Linked DNA regions of Homo sapiens: all the other regions are linked to region 2. The links are chromatin contacts, found by Hi-C or POLR2A ChIA-PET in ENCODE. All regions are on one chromosome and are shown on one strand. The core of a region is the stretch at or near the end of the contact, and the rest is flanking DNA. Distances in the headings are between cores, read along the strand shown. Region 1 overlaps LOC285819 (a long non-coding RNA gene). Region 2 holds the start of ZSCAN16-AS1 (ZSCAN16 antisense RNA 1). Region 3 holds the start of H4C8 (H4 clustered histone 8).

Region 1 (3,932 bases), core at 530-3,029, 1.7 Mb before region 2:
TTCTACCAGCCAAGGTTTCAGCTAAGTCCTAGGAGTTTTAATTACTTTAAGGGTCTGTTTTATAACATAAACAAATGATAGGCCTTTATATTTTATTTGTGACCCAACTAAAGTTGCAAGTGCTAGTGATACAGGATTTTTATTTGTCACTTTGCAAGCAGGGGACCTCTGGCCAGCAACACCCCACCCAAGCCTCGCTTGGCTAAACTGGCATGCCCCAGCTCACCTGTGTTATAGCTTATACCCACGTTCAGCAGTTCCTGAGCTCTTGTACCATGCCCAAGAAGAATGAGGATACACTAGACGTTGAAGGGTGAGGAGGGCTGAGAAGAATTTTATCAAGCGACTGAACAGCTCTCAGCAGAGAGGGGATGCTGGCACCCCTACCTGAAGGCAGGAAAGCTCCCCCTGTGTGGCTGGGTCCAGGCCTGTTTTATGGACTCAGAATGGGAAGTGTGTGCTGAATGGTTTGTGAGTATGCAAAAAAGGTTAAAGTGAAGACACCACTCAAAGATGGCCACAACAGTGTAAAAAAACAATTAGGAAAGTGTGGGTATATGGAAAGTAGTTGAAGGGTGGGGACCAATCAGAGGAAAGTGCACCAAACAGGAAGACAAGTTCTCAACAAGTTCTCAATTTGGGCTGAGGATTTACCTTGTAGTTTGGCTTTCAGGCTTTAAACTGTCTTCAGCTTGGAGGTGGGGTATCACTGGGGACCCATTGCTACCTGCCTAGGCATCTGACTGCCTCCTGTCTGCTATCACTAGGTCCCAAGGTTTGTAGCAAGGACCCCTTACAAAGACATCCCCCACAGTCTACCCAAAGGTTAACCTTAGAACATATTTCATTGTCAGAGTGAGAAACAAATACACATGAAAATACAGTATGGCACAAATAAGGAGCAAGAGGTGAAGAAAGCTTCAGTCACACCCAAAATAATTTTGTGAAAAATATAAAATATGCAGTTATAGACAGCACTAACTCTGGATACCAGAAAATTCTATAATTCGGTAATGGATCTGAGACCTGAATTTTGGAGGTACTAAAATAGATGCAATAGATCTAGTTTTCATTATGTTCATACTTTCATTTGGCTCTGTGGTAAAAGATGATAATATCCAAAACAAAAGATGATAATATCCTCCATGTAACAATTACATGCAAGGGGATGTCTGCAAACTGCCACAGTATCATTTTAATTAATACCTATCTTCTCTTCTTAAAATCTTTTCATTTTTCCACTCAGTTCTCCTGATATTTCTGTTATGATATAAAAGACAGCTGAATGTGAAGAAACACTGATTGTACACGTAACACACACATTAATGATTCAAATATGTAAACACAGAGAGCTGCAAACACTTTGAGAGGTAGGGCTGAAACTTTTCGTCAATGTGTACAATTCAATATCGTTTCAGTTTTCATTCTAACCGTCCCCAGTGGCTTCTGCCCAGCAACTGATGAGAAATGGTACCTCTGAGCCAATCAAAACACGAATTCCTACAAAGAGGATTCTCTTAGTGTTTCTCGGACCGAGTGTACAGCACATGCTTTCTTTTCCTTTATTCTGGATCAGAGAATCTTAACTAAAGCAGAAATAATTGTGTTAAATTAAACTAAATTTGGTATGAGATATGTATACATTTAGCCTGAGGGATGGCTCTTGAGCCCTTAAATAATGAACTGCAACCTAACTTAGTATGTAAACTAACTGAAAGCTTAAGGCATGGGAGTATACTTTTGTAACAAATAGCTGAGTCTCAGCCAATCCCAGTAGCCGAACTTCAGTCGGCGGCAGTCAACCCTGCAGCCAAGTGATCAGACTATGTTCAAATAAGGCCAACTCTGAGCTGTAACCAATTAAGCTGTTTCTGTGTGTCACTTCCCTTGTGGAATGGAGCTCACTGAACCTCTCTGATGGCTGCCCGATCGTTCTGATGGTTTGCAAATTGTTCTTTGTTCAAATTAAACCCTGCTAAATTTAATTTGTCTAAAGTTTTTATTAACAACAGAAAACTATTGATTACCTTTTTTTGTGGGCTATGATTTTCAGATAGGAATATTAAGGAGTAAGTGGGGAAAATTGCTTAGAGCCAGGGCTACAAGGCCTGGAAGAAAAGGGACTGAAAAGCTGAGAGGGGAACTGGCACAGAGAAAGGGGTGAGGATGGAGAGGGTAGAATGCAAAGAGTAAGGACCTGAAGAGGCTGAGATTTGGCTGAAGAGGGACAACCTGAATAGAGAAACCTTCCAACTGCATGTTCTTAGGAACTAATTACAGTCAGAAAGGAGCAAAGACTCCTTTTTTTTTTTTTTGTCAGAGTCTCACTGTTGCCCAGGCTGGAGTGCAGTGACACAATCTCGGCTCACTGCAGCATCCACCTTCCCAGCCAAGCAATTCTCTGGCCTCAGCCTCCGGAGTAGCTGGGAATACAGGCATACGCCACCACACCTGGCAAATTTTTTGTATTTTTAATAGAGACGGGGTTTCACCATGTTGGCCAGGCTGGCCGGCCAGGCTGGTACTGAACTCCTGACCTCAAGTGATCCACCCACCTTGGCCTCCCAAAGTGCTGTGATTACAGGCATGAGCCACTGCCCCCAGCCAGGAGACGAAAAGACTCCTAAAATATCTCCTGGTTATGTTTAGGAACATATTCCAAAAGGTTCTAAAAAGAGATGTGCCTTAAAGATTCATATGTATATTGTAAATTTTCAACTCCATATTTTCTAGATGTCCCCAACATCCCCACAACAGCCCGTCAACACCCTGCCCAGGTGACCAAGTACACCAGTGCAACAGGGCTGGTTCCTGCCTGCTTGCCCTTGCTTAACTGTGACCTAGTGACCTCCTCCCATCTTTTGATCTTTATTCCTCTAGTTCACTTCCTTTGTCACTATCTCTCCACCCACACCTACTTGCCTTAATCACCTTAACAGCAAAGGCTGAATTATTGTAAACAAAAGGAGTCTGTCTTTTTAGTGCATGGGTCCCCAAGTATGTATATATGAATATGCAATGAACCCCAGGATACTAAGCTTCACTTAAGGATTTTTTCCTACAAGGACTCAGCTGTCACATTTGGGGGCATTTTGTTTTGTTTTGTGAATGTTTAACCAAGCTAATGGAGGAACTATTGGTACAATGAACTCAAAAAATGTACAGGATCAGCAGGGCATAGTGGCTCACGCCTGTAATTTCAGCACTTTGAGAGGCTGAGTTGGGAGGATCACTTGAGCCCAAAAGTTCAAGATCAGACTGGGAAACATAGTGAGACTTCATCTCTAAAAAATTAAAATAAAATAAAATAAATACAAGGAAAAAAGAAAAATGTACTGGATTGAGGGGAAAAATTTATGATGCAAACAGAAGAGCATTTATGATTGAAGTGAGAGAAGGATAATGGGGGAGGATGGTGAAAGAACATCAATCTAAATTTATATTTAAATTTACATGAATCCAGTGCAGGCAGCATCTCAGGGGAGGGAGGAGTCTATTTTTCTGTTGATTTCCTGGGCTAAATTCCTGACTGACTCATTGCTGAAAGTAAATAACATATTATTATAGTTGAAAGATTTTTTTTTAGTGTAGTGATTTCAAACTGTGCTCATTTATATGCAACCCATGAACGCCTCCCTTCTCCTATGTCTCCTTTTGAGTTGTAGGGCCAGTTTGAAGCTTTATATATCATTTACCAAACTTAGGGTGGTGAGTGGGTGCTGATGGCAGCCTGGTTTGAAAATCTCCACTGGAGAGAAGACACAGCAGGATTCAGATGCAAATGACCAGAGCACTCCAAGTTGGAAAGAACTGCTGAGCGGGTCTGTAGAGCCCATCGCTCTCTCCTGTCTATTCATCAGCTAGGCTGAAGCTCCTGACAGACTCACACCAGTATCTTGCTGCTCCAGAAAGGTCGAAGATGGCAGTTTTCC
Region 2 (4,008 bases), core at 433-2,932:
AGGAACATAATCCAATGTTTGTTTAGAAAAGATCATTCTGGCTCCTTAAAGAGGCAAGAATGAGAAAAGAGCAGAAGTAAGGAAATCAGTCCAGAGGCTACTGTAGTAACCCAAGTGAAAGAAGGTAGTGGCATGGACCATGGGTTCACAGTGGATATAAAGAGAAACAAACAGACTTAACGTACATTTTGGAGATGAAAATATAATCTTGCTCATTGTTGTAGATTCCTAAATTCTGCTTGAAAAGATGTTTCTGTATTAGGTTAAACAAATGAAATCCCTGTTTTTGTGGGTCAAAATGGTTAAATACCAGAAATGTAAAATGATTTAACCTAATAGAAACAAATAACGACAGAGAAGAATCAGAGGAATGATACAGGAGAAGGGACGTTGAAATGGGGCTTATTTATTAAAATGAAAATTTTTATTGTTCTCCTTAAATCTCTGTGGAAGCCACCCTTATCAAAAAAAAAAAAAAAAACCCTTTGTTGAAAGGCAAATTGCCAACAAACCCGATGAGATTCAGAACACTGCTGCAATAACATATCTCTGTAGAAACTTATACTTCCATCTGGATAGCAAATTTCCTAAGCTGATAAAACCAGGTTATCAATGAAAGGCCAGAGTACAGAATTTAAAGGAAGAATGCCTGGGTATGAATCTTTGTTCTGCCAGTTACTAGTTATATGACCTTGGCTAATACATTTTTCTCTCTGTGCCTCAGGTTCCCCATCTGTAAAACAGTATTATAATGATATCTACCTCATAAAGTAGGAATTAAATGAGTGACCAAATGTGAAGGGTTTAGAACAGTGGCTGGCCCATAATGTTAAAGTCTTAGCCCCTAACAGCGCACTTAGATCTTTTTGTTAGCATTAAATTCAGCATTTTCTTCCTATCAAAGCTGCTTAAATCAGTTAACTGGCATTTGATCTTCGTGGGCTCATTGTATTGTTGCTGTTGTGTATCTTTTTAAATAATACTCGTAATCTTAACAATTAGCATAATTTTGAACCGCTCCCTAATACCTAACCCCAATCCCAAACCGGACGGTCGAGCCTATCCACCGGCAGAGAACACCACCCAATCTCGCCCTCACTCTGACACTCACCGGCCAGACCTTTTCTTCCGTCCGTTTTCTGCCTCTGGCCCAGGGCCCAGCTCACGTAGCGTTTTCGGGGGCTGTTTGGGAACCGTTAGCAACCGGAAGTGGCTAGAGGTCGCGAGAGAACTGAAAAAGGGGACCGGCCTTTCCCGGCTGCCTAAGCACTTGGGTTCCGGCCTGGAAGGAGGCCCAGGGCTCCCACAAAGAGAAATAAGGGACCTATTTGGATGGATCCCAAGAAACACTGTCTGGCATCTGATTTGAACGAGGCTCGGCGCAGCCGGGCCCTTTTCGCAAAGTAGGCCCACTGCAGACCTGTGGGAACCTCCGGGATGCCTGGGGACCCGCATCTGCCGCTACCCGCAATTTCCTATCCCGACCCTCTCTGCAGTTGTCGACCCCGGCCGGCGGCTTTGAGCGTGGGGTCCCGCAGACCCTGGCACCTAGGGGGCCGAAGCCGAGGGATCTTGGGGTAGAAGAGCGGTCCTACAGAGCTGCCGCTTCGAAAGAGCCCCCAATCGACCGCTGATGGGGAATGGAGGATTTTGCTGTTTTATTGCAGCCCGCCCCCGGAGAAAGGCGGGCTCGGACGTTCTTGACTTTAGGATAGACTGGGGAGGGGTGCCGAGGAGCGTTCTTCCCTTTACGTCTCGCGGTCGCAGACTGTATTTGCTGGTGCCCTGCTCACTGTGATCTCGCAGGACCTTGCGGACTTACGGAGACGAAAAGTGGCCTACTTTGAGCTTCTCTGATCCTTAGGGGAAATGAGTGTCCAAAGAGAAATAGGTGCAGAGTGCCGGCACTAGAATTCTTTAAACCTGGATTCAAATTCTGACTCCACCACTCTCCAGTTAGGACTGAGGGCAATTTATTTTTAACTTCTCCAAGCCTCTGTTTACTCGTTTATGTAACTCAGGCTAATAACGTAGTGTCTATTTCATAGGGTGGCTTTGACTATTAAGTGTGAGAGTGCATGTAAGAACAGTCTAAGGGAATTTCCCTGCCTTTCCCCTTGTCTGCTGTCACTCTCATCCGTGTTAGACAAATGGAATTAATTAACCAACTTCCGCTTTTCTGAAGCACGGGTAAAGAGTGAAGTGCAGGACTTGGGTAAAGGAAAAACCAAGAAGGATGCAAAAGATGGATGGTCATTGTGAGATCCACAGAGGTGCTCATCCCAGCACTTTCACCTCACTTGGCATCTGTCACATGGTGGGTGCTTGATAAGTACATGGGTGAATGAGGACCTACCTAAGCAGAAGGAATTATTGAATAAGACTAGAATTGCAGGGAGAGGATGAATCAGATTGATTAGCTACTTGACAAAAAAAGGCAAACCACTCTTCCTGTCAGAAATGTATGGCACATCTGCATATTTCAAGGGCTGCCACTTACTGCAACTGGGAAGGAGATCTCAGAACCGACACCTCAACTATGGAAGCTTTAATCTATTGACAGCAAATGCAACATAGCAAGTAATATAAGACAGAATGTGATCAGTGCAAAATCGAATAATAAAGTCTTGAGAGGGGGTTATTAGAATAATAGACGAGTGTTTAGATTGAGTAGTGAGCAATGAGATAAGTCCTTTGACTTGGGGGTACAGGGGAATTATGACCAGGGGTATGGGATAGGGAGAAGGTCATTCTGGAAGGCAATAAAAGGCAGACAGGACGCTAGTGGTAGAAAAAAAGGAAAACACTTGTTTATCAATGTAAATCAATGGCGGAAGAATTACATATGACATATGCTATTGAGGAATACCTTTCAACCGTTCAAATGACAAAAGGAGTGTCAGAACAATATATATTCCATTTTTGTTGAAAAAATTTGTTTATATAGATATAATTTGTGGGGTATTTGTACAAGAAAAGGATGCACTCCAAACTTAACAGTGATTACCCCATATTGAAAATTGTGAAACTTTTACCCTACTTGCAAGCTAACAATTTAACTTGCCACAGTTTTATGGATACTAACAGAAGACACTGGACTCCTGCGTCAGAGACAGAAGACTTTATTACTTAATAACACAGGCATCATAAGCTTTATATTCCCTTGTTCCCAAAGCTTATGTTCCCAAAGCCCACAGAGGGGCCTAAGCTTGGCATTCCCCTGCTAGGATGGAACAGTGGGTTTGCAACCTAGCAGAGGAATGCCAAGCTTAGGAAGCCCAACCTTTGCTCAGCCTTGCCCCAGAATGAGCCATTATCTTTATTATCCTGGTCAGGAAACAACTGTGATCTAGAAGGAGATACAAACATCCTTGAAAACCTAACCTCAAAGAAAAATCTACCATAAGACTAGGAGTAATTTGAGAAGCCATTAAAGAATTATCTCCCAACATTCTAGGTAAATACTATTTGAGGGTGGAGATGTCAGCTTTTAAGAATTTTATATAATATTAATCTTTATCATGTTTCATTTATTTTTAAAAATACAAAAAATAAAAGGCAAGCATAGAAGTTTAAATTTTACTTAGAGATAAGGAACCACTCAGGGTCAGTGATTGGAAGAATGATAATGATATTTAAGGACCACGTCTTGTATAGTTAGGAAGGCTATCTCAAGGCTGTTGCAGTCACATAGGTGTGAAGTAATTAGAACTGAGGATGGTGGTTATATTAATGGAGAAAAGTAACACTTCAAAGGAGAAATCTGGCTCTGATAATTTCTCCTTTATCTCCATGTTTCATTGAGTAAACTAAGGAAGCCTCTCAAGCCTGAATAACTTAGAAATTGGCGATATTATCAACCATTCTAACGGATATGTGGTGGTAACTCATTGAGGTTTTAACTTTGCATTTCCCTGATGAATAATGGTTACTTTTTAGTGTGCATACTGGCCATTCTTTTATCTTTTGTAAAGAAAGTGTTTAAATCTTTTGCCTATTGGTGTTGAA
Region 3 (4,073 bases), core at 785-3,284, 1.9 Mb before region 2:
TCCATTGATTTTCTCGATTTCAAAGTTATAACCCTACAATTTGCTTGCTGACCACAAAGAGGAAAAATCTGATTTTACAATGGAACTATCATCCTAAAGCAGCAATTGTCCTATTATCTTCAACGTAGATAAACCAGACATATGTCTCTGTATAAACTGACAAGCATATTAACCTGATTTCAACTAAGTATATAAAAGTCACTTCTGCTCAGGACAGAGTATAGAAGCCAAGTAAAATGATGCCGTAAGAAAAGCCAATCCAGGCCGGGCGCGGTGGCTCACGCCTGTAATCCCAACACTTTGGGAAGCCGAGGCGGGCGGATCACGAGCTCAAGAGATGGAGACCATTCTGGCCAACATGGTGAAACCCCACCTATACTTAAAAATACCAAAATTAGCTGGGCGTGGTGGCGCGAGCCTGTAGTCACTTGGGAGGCTAAGGCAGTAGAATCGCTTGAACTCGGGAGGCAGAAGTTCCAGTGAGCCGAGATCACGCCACTTCACTCCAGCATGGCGAAGGTGAGACTCCGCCTCAAAAAAGGAAAAAAAAAGCCAATCCAAATCTCCTACAAGTTTGGTCTCTAGCAAATCATTGTCCTGATGCCTGAATGTGTACTTTTTCAAAAGGCGATCATTGCTGGTTAAGAATTTAAGTTTTCGTGGCCGGGCGCAGTGCCTCATGCCTGTAATCCCAACACTTTTGGGAGGTCGAGGCGGGTGGATCACGAGATCAGGAGTTCGAGACCAGCCTGGCCAACATGGTGAAACCCCATCTCTACTAAAAACACAAAAATTAGGCGGGCGGCTGTAATACCAGCTATTCAGGAGGCTGAGGCAGGAGAATCGCTTGAAACTGTAAGGCGGAGGTTGCGGTGAGCCGAAATCGCGCCACTGCACTCCAGCCTGGATGAAAGAGCAAAACTCCGTCTCAACAACAACAAAATAAGTTATGGTGATGTTTCTATATTGCTCACTAAGCGGTACCCTACCTTTTAATATTTTCGTAATATTCAAAAACACATTTTAAGTCTATTGGAAACAATACTTGCAAGCTCTCAAGTGAACATTTATATTGTTACCCCACACTGCCTTTTGTAGACGAGTTTTGTCACCAAGTCAAAAGCAGCAGCGCGCACGCCGCCTGGACTTGGGTCTGCGATCCTACTCACGCAGATGTGTTGCGCTCACGGATTCGCCTTGGTTTAAGGCCCGCCGTCTGGGTGCGAGCTTTCTTTGTTTTTAGCCCTTCCCGCCATTTTGGAAAGGGTAACTTGCAGTCTCTCCGCGAAGTTTCCAACTTCTGTAGTCTTTGAGAACCTTACGAACGCTTCAAGCTTAAACTGAAGGAGGAAGGCCCACGGGAATTATAAACTGTCACAATCCAGCTTACTCACTGATATCTAGTGTTAAAATGCCACAAGAAAGCTAAACATATTCAACATACCAACTTCCCTCAAGCAGAAAACAGTGGCTTTAAGTACTTTATGCCCAAATCCTAAACATGCGAGATTAAGCACGAGTAATTAAACGTTACCTGCAAATCTACACATGTGCACAGTAACTACTTCTCAGCAAAAATCTGGAACAAAGCAGGATAACAAGATGTCTGCTCTTTTATGAAAAAAGTGGGCGGCCCTGAAAAGGGCCTTTGGTTGAAAATGAAAATAAGAGTGCAGCAAGCAGGAGCCTTAGCCACCGAAGCCGTAAAGAGTGCGTCCCTGTCGCTTCAGCGCGTAGACCACATCCATTGCTGTCACGGTCTTGCGTTTGGCGTGCTCTGTGTAAGTGACAGCGTCACGAATCACGTTCTCCAGGAACACCTTCAGAACACCACGAGTCTCCTCATAGATAAGGCCAGAAATTCGCTTGACACCGCCGCGACGAGCAAGGCGCCGGATAGCTGGCTTAGTGATGCCCTGGATGTTATCGCGCAAAACCTTGCGATGACGCTTAGCTCCTCCCTTACCCAAACCTTTTCCACCTTTACCACGGCCAGACATGACTAAGCAACTTCTAAAACCAACTTAAGAAACCTAAACGCCAAGGCAAAGCAACGCCCTTATATGCCGGGAATTCGGACCTAATTGAAGACTGAAAGCGCGCATACCGGAACTTTGGTCCTGCTTCTTGGCCCCACCCCGCATAGCCCAGCCCTGGATGACGTCACCAACGACTCCAGCCTTTGGCATCTGAGCGCCGGCTCCGCGGAGGCGTCTCTTGCAATTGCTGGGAAATAGGAATGAGAGTTTTAAGGCTGTTTTAACAACCAAATCAGATTAAATAAATTAACATGTTTAAATTGTTATCAATTGTTCCTTCAGTTGCTTTAGGACGATTGGAGAGGAGCCTCGGTCCACAAGACCGGAAGCCTGAGGAGTGCAGCTTTGTCCCCAAGGTCACAGTGACTGGCTTTCTGCTGCCGGCTGTAAAGCACATGCGGACCGAAACCCCCCTTCGGAAGTGTTTGAAAACTGCAAGATTTCACCCTCTCCATCACCAAGCCAAGGGAAACATAACCAAAAGGGTTTTCTTCCCGATGGCGAAGGCATGATAGGTTAGTGATTCGTGGTAGAATTATTGCCCTCCGCGCGGAGGCCTGATTCTATTCCCAGTTTGTTCTCTTCTTTCCCTGCTTATTAAAATTTGTAATTGCCATTTAAATATCTAACTGCCCCTCACAACTGCACCCAGTGTGTAGGTTTCGGGGTGGGGGTTTTTTTTTTTCCTTTTTTTAATTTTATTGAGACAGGGTCTCGCTATGTTGCCTGCCTGGGTCTTCCAAAGTGCAGTGACTACAGGCGTGAGCTACCGCGCCTAGCCCACCAGTGTATTGATATTTATTTTTCTATCCCTAGTTTTGTTTTCTGTTTGATTCTGGTGATTCCTTTTTCCAAAGTGAGTTGGCAACCTGTGGTAGCCAAAGAAGTAGGCAACTGCTCGTAGGTTTTTTCTTAAATTACGAGGTAGTCTGAACGCATCTCCTGTAAGTAGTTAAGAGTACTGTGAGACCGTGTGCCTGGCAGAACAGCAGAGTGGCGCAGCGGAAGCGTGCTGGGCCCATAACCCAGAGGTCGATGGATCGAAACCATCCTCTGCTAGGTCCTTTTTTTTTCTCCCCCCCCGTCTATTTTCCTGAGGATCCCTTTTTTTTAAGTTACAGTTTTTTAGGTTAAACAATGACGAAAGAAAACAAAATGAACCCGAGTATTTCTTTAATTCCAGAATTACAAGCATTTCCGGGAAATAATGTGAAACTACAATCTCTGCATGTACAATTTTGATTTTCATGGACACCCAAGTGTCATTAATCAATATGTCATCTGTAAACAAAGCAAATTTCTCTTGTTTAGAGGCTATACCACTGTTGCAGCCAGTTATGACAGTTGTAAGTTAACCTGCCAAGCAAGGAGAATGCTTACATAAACTGAGTGCCAAGGGTGGGGTGGGGTGGGAGCCCAGGAATGGAGTTTTATATCTTTTGATACATAATTCAGAAAGCACTATTTGCCAAGTAGTTAAGGCAATCGACTAGGAATTCCTAAATCCCCACACAGATTCTTTTCACCTACAAGGATCTTAATCTCGGAAAATGAGTTGCATTTTGAGGTGGGTGTGGAGTCTTCATAGCACTGATTGAACTCTGACCTGAGAAAAACATTTTTGCGGACCCTACTGGTAAATGTGTCTCTACTCTCTACCATCCTTTAATATCTCAAATAGAACTATTCGCTGTGCTTATTTTTTAAACATATGTGTGGACTGCTTTATGCTTCTCTCTCTCAGAAAGGATTCCTATTCAGATATTTATGTGTCACATACTGTATTAGGAACTAAGAAAAAAAAAAAACCTTAAGTAGTCTACAGTCTAGATATGCTTTTGTTGTTTTTGTTTTTTGTTTTTTGTTTGTTTATTTGTTTTTGAGATGAAGTCTCACTCTTGTTGCCCAGGCTGGAGTGCAGTGGCACGATCTTGGCTCATTGCAACCTCCACCTCCTGGGCTCAAGAGATTCTCCTGCCTCAGCCTCCCAAGTAGCTGGGATTACAGGTGCCTGCCATCACACTCAGCTAATTT

Evidence for each region. A loop is a pair of places that touch in the nucleus more often than their neighbours do. ChIA-PET counts read pairs that join two places held with the same protein, here RNA polymerase II (POLR2A). Pooled maps may share reads with other maps.
Region 1: a pooled map shows a loop between it and region 2 (5-fold over the local background). The contact joins the enhancer-like site here to the promoter of ZSCAN16-AS1 in region 2. A Hi-C loop is called at or near these places in 4 of 50 pooled maps. POLR2A ChIA-PET finds 5 or more read pairs at or near these places in 2 of 52 experiments (HEK293 and common myeloid progenitor, CD34-positive).
Region 3: a pooled map shows a loop between it and region 2 (6-fold over the local background). The contact joins the promoter of H4C8 here to the promoter of ZSCAN16-AS1 in region 2. A Hi-C loop is called at or near these places in 6 of 50 pooled maps. POLR2A ChIA-PET finds 5 or more read pairs at or near these places in 2 of 52 experiments (T-cell and WTC11).

What each region holds. Positions count from the first base shown.
Region 1 is chr6:26,472,457-26,476,388 of GRCh38, forward strand. It overlaps LOC285819 (a long non-coding RNA gene), which reads right to left. Exons shown (of 4, transcript NR_038992.1): 3 at 3,696-3,932. It also overlaps a transcript of BTN2A1 not described here. Among named protein-coding and RNA genes, the nearest start is that of BTN2A1, 16 kb to the left of the region's middle. RefSeq lists an enhancer at 1,379-1,428. Within about 2 kb of position 1,780, at least 41 of the 41 ENCODE cell types and tissues checked have a DNase peak (open chromatin) inside an H3K27ac peak, as active enhancers do.
Region 2 is chr6:28,135,634-28,139,641 of GRCh38, forward strand. ZSCAN16-AS1 (ZSCAN16 antisense RNA 1) reads right to left here and starts at 1,683. Exons shown (of 2, transcript NR_103456.1): 1 at 1,112-1,683. RefSeq lists an enhancer at 1,854-2,043.
Region 3 is chr6:26,283,500-26,287,572 of GRCh38, forward strand. It overlaps H4C8 (H4 clustered histone 8), which reads right to left and starts at 2,035. Exons shown (of 1, transcript NM_003543.4): 1 at 1,627-2,035. The coding sequence starts at 2,000. The coding sequence ends at 1,689. It overlaps TRX-CAT1-2 (tRNA-iMet (anticodon CAT) 1-2), which reads left to right and starts at 3,027; the gene lies at 3,027-3,098. LOC124901287 (a long non-coding RNA gene) reads left to right here and starts at 2,181. Exons shown (of 2, transcript XR_007059520.1): 1 at 2,181-2,554. RefSeq lists enhancers at 876-1,611, 1,320-2,519, 1,612-2,347, 1,726-1,885, 2,036-2,425 and a silencer at 2,766-2,815.